Regions from separate parts of the Homo sapiens genome. Here region 1 is linked to region 2. A link is a contact called in ENCODE Hi-C or POLR2A ChIA-PET data. All regions are on one chromosome and are shown on one strand. The core of a region is the stretch at or near the end of the contact, and the rest is flanking DNA. Distances in the headings are between cores, read along the strand shown.

The links. Hi-C counts contacts between places; a loop is a spot of excess contacts on that map. ChIA-PET counts read pairs that join two places held with the same protein, here RNA polymerase II (POLR2A). Pooled maps may share reads with other maps.
Region 1: a loop to region 2 is called in a pooled map of posterior vena cava, with 3 times the contacts of the local background. The contact joins the enhancer-like site here to the promoter of LINC02641 in region 2. A Hi-C loop is called at or near these places in 1 of 168 maps with a recorded cell type or tissue (sigmoid colon), 7 of 37 single-sample maps with no recorded cell type and 5 of 50 pooled maps. POLR2A ChIA-PET finds 5 or more read pairs at or near these places in 3 of 52 experiments (GM12878, WTC11 and activated T-cell).

What each region holds. Positions count from the first base shown.
Region 1 is chr10:123,395,761-123,400,020 of GRCh38, reverse strand. All of the region lies in intron 6 of LINC02641 (long intergenic non-protein coding RNA 2641), which reads right to left. Among named protein-coding and RNA genes, the nearest start is that of LINC02641, 50 kb to the right of the region's middle. RefSeq lists an enhancer at 1,627-1,936. Within about 2 kb of position 1,705, at least 2 of the 41 ENCODE cell types and tissues checked have a DNase peak (open chromatin) inside an H3K27ac peak, as active enhancers do; they include GM12878, where a contact is called at or near this core.
Region 2 is chr10:123,345,094-123,349,423 of GRCh38, reverse strand. LINC02641 (long intergenic non-protein coding RNA 2641) reads right to left here and starts at 1,501. Exons shown (of 12, transcript XR_007062326.1): 1 at 1-1,501.

The sequences.
Region 1 (4,260 bases), core at 456-2,955, 50 kb before region 2:
GAGAAGGTGAGTGGAGAATGGGCCCTGGACTGGTTGGTTACATGTGAGTGGTGGTGGGCTTGCAGGCAATTTGCTTTCTGGCCAGTAAGGTCCCCAAGATGTCAAAGCATCATAAAATATAGAAAATACCAAACATGATTCATTCCTAGGGGTCCAGAGCGTGCAGGGCCTCACAGGCCACGGGGAAGAGCTGGAATCCCCTCTCAAGGATATAGAAGCCTGTAGATGGGGAGATCTATCTGGGAGTGGCTGAGAAGCTACGGAGGGAGGCTGCCTGTGAGCTGAGTCCAGAGACAAGGGCAGGGACGGGAGGCGCAGGAAGAGGGGGGTAGTGGGAACAAGGACTGTAGGGCGTGACTGTGCATCAGGAAGGGCGAAGGGTCTCGGGGTGTGTGGTCGGGTCAGCAGTGGGAAGTGGAGGCAGGAGCTGGGTTGCAGAGGGCTTGCCTGGAGGGTCGTGGTTGAGATTGAAACCATAGCTCTGAGGCCCAAGAATCAGCTGTCAGAAGTCCCCAGGTTGGAGAGTGGCTGATCAGATCTTTCCACTGCAGGTTATGATTCTTTCTTTTACGTTCTATGGTTGAGCTATACCTTCTCCCTCCGGGACCCTGAGAATTCCTGAGGCCAGAGCCAGTTCTTGTCTCAACTGTGAATCCCCCTTAAACCAGGCCCCATGGCTGTGTGCTTTACACGCGTTAGGTCACATTGTGTCACTTCAGCCCCTGCCAGTGCTCTGGGATAGGCACAGTCTCTGCCTTTATTGAAGGTAACTAAAGCTCAGAAAGTAAATCATGTGCCTAAGGCCACAGAGCTAATATAACACGGAGTCAAGACTCAGACGCACCCAGTGGTGTCCCCGTGAATGTTTAGCCAGTTCTCTGGGAAAAGAGAACTGATTGTTAGTGTTTGCCAATTTCTGTGGTGTAAATACTCCCACCATGGCTGATTCCAAGCTGCCAGCATGAGCTCATGGAAGGCAGAGTTGGGGAGCAACCATTATACAGTATTTCCACCAGAAGGATATTACAGACATAAATAACCTCAAAAGCATAGATCAAGAGTTGGCAAACTTGACCTGGGCTATGGGCCAAATCTAGTGCTACATGTTTATAAATAGTTTTACAGGAGTACAGCCATGCCCATTCTTTGATGCATTGTCTGTGGCTCCTTTTACCTTAAAACAGCAGACCTGAATAGTGTGTCAGAGACAAGAAAGCCTAAAATACTTACTATCTGCACTTTCATAGAAAAACTTTGGAAACCTCTGATACAGATGGTAATACAATGTTATAAAATAATTAGAAAATGATGAGTTTTGAGTATTTATTTTCTGTTTTTGATATAATTTATTTAATTGCAATTTTCTACAATTTCATTTTTAATATATGTTTAAAAACCAGCTGCAAAACACTTACAAATTTAGCAATCCGCTTTTGCAAGCTGGAAATATCCCACTCCGGCACACCACTGAATTACGTCTGCCTCCAAATCATGTGCTCTTTTCTTGACACATTTTCTGAATGAATGAAAGCATGCATGCATGAACAGACAAGTGGTCAGACCGAAAGAGAAGGGCCCTTGGCCTGCATGTTGGGAAATGTTGCAGACTTCAGCAAGAGCACAGATGCCTTCACCAAAGGCCTGATGACTGTAAGAATGAAACTCAGCTGACCTATTTAAAGCAGTTAGAGGAAGAATGGAGACTTAGCAGGTGAGAGAGGGAAACTAGAGAAGGGGCCTTCATAGGGCAATCAGGCCTAATTTTCCACGAGCAGAACCAGGATCAACAGGGCACCACAAAAGGTCTGTGTCCACCTCAGTGCAAGGCCTGTAGGCCCCATTGTCAATAGAAATGAAAGTCTAATTAATAGACACTGTTTTGCCCCATGCTGAATGCACTAAAATCTAACTTGGTTCTTTAAGAAGTGGAGGAGCAGAAGTGGCTTGTGTGAGGACCTTAAATTTTTCTTTAGTAGAAACCTTTATGCCTAACAGGAAATCATTTGAAGTGAAAATCACATAAGCAGAATTATCAGGTCTAAGAGCATGTGACTTGACCCTGTCTTTGGCAAGGGCTGTCTTGGGAATAAAGATGCCTACACTTGAGGTGCTATGCACAAACACAAACACACACATGCACACATTCACACAAATACACACACACACACACACACACACACACACACACACACACACACGCCACGTTAATACTGGGCCTGCCTATTCCCCCCAGTCATGATAGTTCCTGTTGCTTCTCACCCTATTCTATCCCCCTAAAAATACCCCGACACAGTGAAAGACACAGGCCAGAAGTTGAACACACGCTACAGAACCCTGAAAGGGAGATGGGGGCCTTAGAGAAGGCAGAGGACATTTGCAGAATCCTGAGCATGCTGGGAAAGGATGGTCGCACAGCTATTCCCCAAGATTATTCGGTGTGGCTTTTCGGGTACTGGCCCAGCCAAGAGGTTCAACTGAAAGAGAAAGAGAATTTCCAGTTTTGGGTTGTGTGTTTTTTTTGTTTTGTTTTTGTTTTTGTTTTTTTGCCAGGACACTTTCCCCTTGTCCTTGCTTTGCCCTTTCCTGTTGTGGAGGGGGCCACTCTCTGGCTTCAAGATGTGCCTCCTCTCTGTGGACCTGCACTGCACCTTGGATGGGACACCCAAAGCTGCTTGTCCCCAGGCAATTTTGCCTTCAGATGTCCTCAGCCATGACAGCCTGGTGCCCAAGCCCACTCAGGTGCCACCCTGCCATCTCACCAGCTTATCCTGGGGCACTCCCTACAGGGAAAACACACAGACAAAGGGCACCTTAGCTCCCTGGCCCTGGACTGCAGGGGCTGTCATTGGAGCCCTGCACATACGTGAGCCATGGATGCATCTTCACAAAACCACAGTCAGAAGGAGAAGGGGACTAGCCCAAGGTCACTCCATTGAGTTGAAGTAAAACCAGGCCAGGACTCCAGGTCTCCTGTCTGCCAGGCCTCCCAGAAACCAAACAGAACCCAGCTGCCAGGAGGAAATTGTCCTCTCCCTTCCTACTTTCATATTTTTCACTAATGATGGACGTCATCAACACAAACTTTCAAAACAATACAAAGGGCACAGTTATTGTTTCTTATGGAAGGGGTGAGAAGGAAAGAGAAACTTTATACATAATAATTTTTGCTATCAAATGAGAGATGCCGGTGACAAGCAGAGGCCAGAGTGTGGCACATTTAATTTAAGCCGTGGCAGCGAGGGGCAGCCTCCATTACAGCCATAATAAATTACATACAAGTGCCACCGAACAATAACAAAAACTGTGGGCCATCTATTTCAGTTCCATTTACAAGAAATCAATATCAATACTTAATGCAATACTGGTGAAAAATGAGCAGAGATACAGAAAGCATAATAAACCAGGAATGGAAGCCTCTCAGCATTTCACTTTGGAAGAAAAAACTAACTGTCTATATTTTCATGTTAAGGGATATTTCATTGAAACCATGCGCTGGAGGTATGAGGGTTTTCCAGATCTAACTTTAAAATATCCTCTTTATTTAATTAAGAAAGTTATTTAAACAGTCTATTTCTAGCTGGATAAAACTCATATGTATGGAAAGAGGCATTTCATCTTTCCCAATGCATTGGGCATCTTTCACCAAATTTTCTTTCTTGTAATAGCCTCAGTTGGATTATGCACATCCTGTGCCATCTTTATGCTGTCATTAACAGCCTAGCTTTGTGTTTGGGGGAAGTACCTGGTGTCGAAAAGTACCTGGTGTCGAACCAGATAAATGCAGGCAGCCAGCTCAGGTGTCTGACAGGGAAGCCACATAACAGTCCCGTGTTCCACCTGCATATGTGGACAACACATCCAGAAGCCCAACCCAAACGCAGGCGGACCTGGTCACTGCTCCTTCACCTGGACGCCTGCCAGGCAGACACCTGCCATCTCACTGTGGACTGTCCACAGCCATTCAGTTTGACCATCAGAGCCTGATTGTCTCAGCCATGGCCCTGGTTTTCCCCATCAGGATGCCCAGTAGGAGGTCTGTGTGGTCCCAGAGGTGGACAGGAGCCAGAACATCCAGGCCAACCCAGGCAGGACAGCAGTTCTCAGCCACCAGCAATAGCGGGACACCCAGCCTCCACTGAGTGGCCTGAGCATATCAAGTCATTTTACTTCCCTGAATGCCACTCTAATGGTGCAGCACCAGCTGTCCCTTCCTGGGGGCTCAGCATATCCTGGAAGGGTCTCTTGGGCAGATTCTAAAAC
Region 2 (4,330 bases), core at 252-2,751:
TTTAAACCCGATTTGGGAGTTAATGGAATAAGAGGAGGCAGTCTGTATATGCACCGGGGTAATGTCATTAGGAATGTTTGTGAAGAACAAATTAAATCAGTTGTAAATTGTGCTCTCAAGTCAGCCAGAAAACCAGTCTTGTTCAGGAGAAGGGATTTATATTTTAACCTCGTGCAGAAAATGCACTTACGCAGATTAAAATAAAATAGGGACTTTGCCGATGGATGGAAGTGGTAATTGCTAGGGCCTTAATGGTTTCCTGTTGGCTGTGTCATGCAGTGGGCACAGCTATTTTAAAAGTTAACCGGCACTCGGGGTCATACTTTCACTGATTCAGTCATTAAACCAGGCTAGACATGTCACTAAATGGCTGATTATTCAAATGACAGGCCTGCTCCACGGTTCCCTGGTGTCGTCTATTGAACATGAGGATTTTCAGGGATGGTTCTCATAAAATCAAGATGAGTTGGATTCAAGTACGAGTCAATGGTAGCGCTGGGCTGGGGCCTGGCCCATCTGAGACAGCAGAGGGAGGCCCCGCCTGCTTTCTCAGACAGGCGGGGACAGGCATGCAGCCCTGGTGGCTAAGCCTTGGTGCTTGGATGTTTCCAGAGGTCAGGGAAAGGCCGATTTGTGGATGTGTTCAAAGGGAAGCCATGTTTAGACAAAGAAGTGCCATGATGGGAGGAAGCAGACAAAGAAGGTGGGTGGAAATTCATAATTCCATCCTAAGACTGTCATCAACATCACCACAGATCCAATTCCATAGCCAGGAGGTGGTGGAGCAGCAGTTGGACCCCAGGTCTGCCTCCACAGCCTCTCCTCCTTCCTGGGGCTCCTCCTCTTACTTCGAGCCTTCCTCTTGTATCTCCTCATGATACCTCTTGCAGACAGATTGCATTAGTACCCCCATTTTCAGGTAAGCAGACTGAGGCTTGTGTGAGTGAGATCATATGGCCAGCCAGAGGCCCAGGCTGGATAAGATCACAGGTCTCTGTGGGGCTGGAAATCTTCCCACAGCACTGTTGCACAGGCGGGACCAAAAGAAAATGAACATTTACCTAGGCACTCAGAAGTCAAGAGCATCCCTGTATGGAGTGGCAAATGGCAAGGTGGCGGGGGTGGCAGGAAGGATACTAAGACCAGCTCTAGAGTCAGCCTGGTGACTAGGGAGCTGATCTAGCAGCCGTGGAAGCTGACTTTGGGGCAAGCTGGGGAGGAGATGGGAGGGAGTCTTTTAACAAGTGGTTACTCCCAGCACAGAGACAAATGGAAACTGGAAATGGTCCCCAAGCCCACAGGAAGGGCTTGACTGTCCAAAGGACCCACCTGATGCCAAGCCTCCAGCCACATTTAGCTGGGACAAAGCACAGAGCAGTGTCTCTGAAGAGCAACATTGATGACTCACCGGCTTTTAAGATGATATCCGAGAGTGCACATAACGATCTCCTTTTTACTTTGTTTTGATATTTATCAGTAAAAATATAAATAGCACATCAAATTCATAGTTCAAAATAAATTTGATTTTAAAGGAAATCTTTTTAAAAGGAATCTAAGTATTTAGGTTGGTGCAAAAGTAATTGTGGTTTTTGCCATTTAAAAGTAATACAAATAGTGAGTTCATTTTAAAATATTTAGTAGGCAATAGAACAGATGCTATATAGACAGGGCAACAATCATAAAGAGAATGACTGAAGTTTGGGTTTCGGAGTCAAGATTACCTTGGTTCAAATCAACTAGTGTTTTGGGGTCAGTCTTCATCTCTCTGAGTTTATTTTCTTGTGCACAACATGAAGCTGAAGCAGCCTCCACACAGGGCTGGTGAGGACAGTAAATGGGCCACCAGATACCTGCAGCACTAGAAGTCCTCACCAAGGGGGGCCAGTCCCCAAAACGAAAGGACAGGGAGTTCTTCCTCCCAGGGAGTAATGAGATAACAGCTTGTCTCGAGAGCCTACGTTCAGGGCATATTCCATCAACAATTGCAGAACTGGAACATACCAGGAAGCAAAAGCCCTCCAGGTCCCACCATCCTGAGGCCAATTAATGAGATACTCATCCTAGGGGAAATCAGGTCCCCTTGGGCCAGATGCGGCCCCTGCGTATTCTAGATCAAGCCTGGGTTTTTGGAGGGTTTTTGTCTTTTGTCTCTTCTAATAATTCAGGGATCTAGGTCTGGAAATGTCAAGTTACTTGTCCAACATCACACAGCAAGTTAACGCCAGAACCAAGGAGAGATATCCCCTCAGTGAGCACTTACATTGTTACTTTCTGGTGTGCCCGGCACTGTGCTGCATGCTTTTCGTAAGTCATCACAGCCAGACTGGGAGGCGAGTACCACTGTCATCATCACCCTGTTAGACACGGGGAGGCTGAGGCTCAGAAAAGATCAATCACTGGTCCAGTCACATGGATAGAAAGTTGCAAGAGTCAGAACAGAAACCCACCAAATCTGACTCCAGACAAAGAGCTCTGTTCTTAATCAATCAACTGCACCAGGGGTTGCCAAACTAACAGTCCCAGGGGCCAAACCCAGCCTGCTGCATGCTTTGTAAGGGCTGGCGAGGCTAAGAATCATTTTTATATCTGTGAATGGTCACAAAAAAATAAAAAGAAGAATATTCTTTGACATGTAAACATTCCATTTCTGACCATAAATAAAGTTTTATTAGAATACAACTGTGTCCACTCACTGACATTTTCTCAACAGCTGCTTTTGTGCTGTGGCAGCAGAGGTGAGCATGCTTTTAGAGACTGCAGGGCCCACAAAGCTTCAATTATTTCCTTGCTGGCTTTGTACAGGGGAAGTTTGCTGACCCCTGCACTAGACTGCCTTGCCTTGCCAAGGAAGGAACCTTTGGCCCTTCCAAGGAAGGGGCTTTGTCTGGGGAGCATTATCCCAGGAGAAGATAAGGAGGGGAGACAGAGAAAGGGGAAACAGAAGAGAAAAAGAAAAGAACCGTCCATGTTAACCAGAAGGCCAGTTGTGGACATGCAGTCCCTATTACTGAGATTACAAAGGAGAAAGGAGAAGGAGGTCTCCATTTTGGAAATAAATGTTTCCCCACCAGCTGGGACCCGGGTGATAATCACCAGGGTAGAAACGCATATACCCAAGTGACAGCCAGGAAGGGAAACCCTGAAATTGGGGCACAGTAGAAGTACTTTAGGTGCTTGAGTATTTTTCATAAATTCATGTAATTATTTTAACTAAAAATCTGTAAAATATTAATGGGGGGGTGGGTTTCAAAGCAGAGTTAATTATAGCAGCTCCACTCACCACGTGTACTTAAGACTCCGTCAGCTTTTCCATTAGGAACCGCTGCTTTTCAGGGGGGTTATAATTCAACCAAATAAATTGGCCACAGGCTGAGGCTTGACGTGCAAGTTTGCAGGGTGAGAATTAATTGTTTAATTGATTTGAATATTCAAGGCCTACACATGGAAGGAAAAAAAAATCATCATATGTTGTCATTTCAGGGAGGGTTGGCCTGAAGATACCCGCCTCTCTGTAGCTTGCCGGTCATCATTCTCCCCTATTAAAACCCTACATCCATCATCACAGTTCAAAAATATATGCCTATATGTGGCTTTGCACCAAAAGGTTCTAAGTACCTTACTTAGCTCTTAAATTCGTGCCTATGTTTCCCCTCAAATAAGCTTCATTAATCTGGAAAGGAGAGGGTTTTGCCGGCTCATATGAATGTGTTTTAAAATAAGCCTTTTCATTTTTGGTAGCTTCAATATACAACCAGCGGCAATCGCAGGCTTACCTTCCTTGGCTGAAATCCGATCATTAAACCAACTTCACTATTAGGGGGAGTATCTGGCTGGAAAATGCATTTTATCCCTGAAGAATATGCTATATTAGTGAGAAAATTACTCTAAATGGGAACAAAGCTGACAACTGCTGCTTGCAGACTAATGGCCTGGTGTATATATCGTACCCAAAAAGCATGTCATCACCTGCCTGTTGAGCAGATCACGGGCGTTAGGTTCTGGTTGGCACAAATGGGACATTACAGATGTCGAAAAGGTTTTAGGGATTTTGGTGGGTTTCGCCTCACCCCTCCCTCTTTTACTTAAAGCCAACGGATGCAGTATCATCATAACCCAAAATTCCAGGTGAGCCCAATGCAGCAACTGCCAATGTGGCCACCAGCAGGTAGAAATGCATCCTATTCTTGCTTCTATATAGGATTCTTCAGTAGCCATTTTATGCAAAATCACATCCCGTGAATGGCAGAATATTTTCTCACCTACTGCAGAGTTGTTCAACTCAACCTATTTAGGGACTTAGAGGATGCCCTGGAGCCCCACAGACAACTCA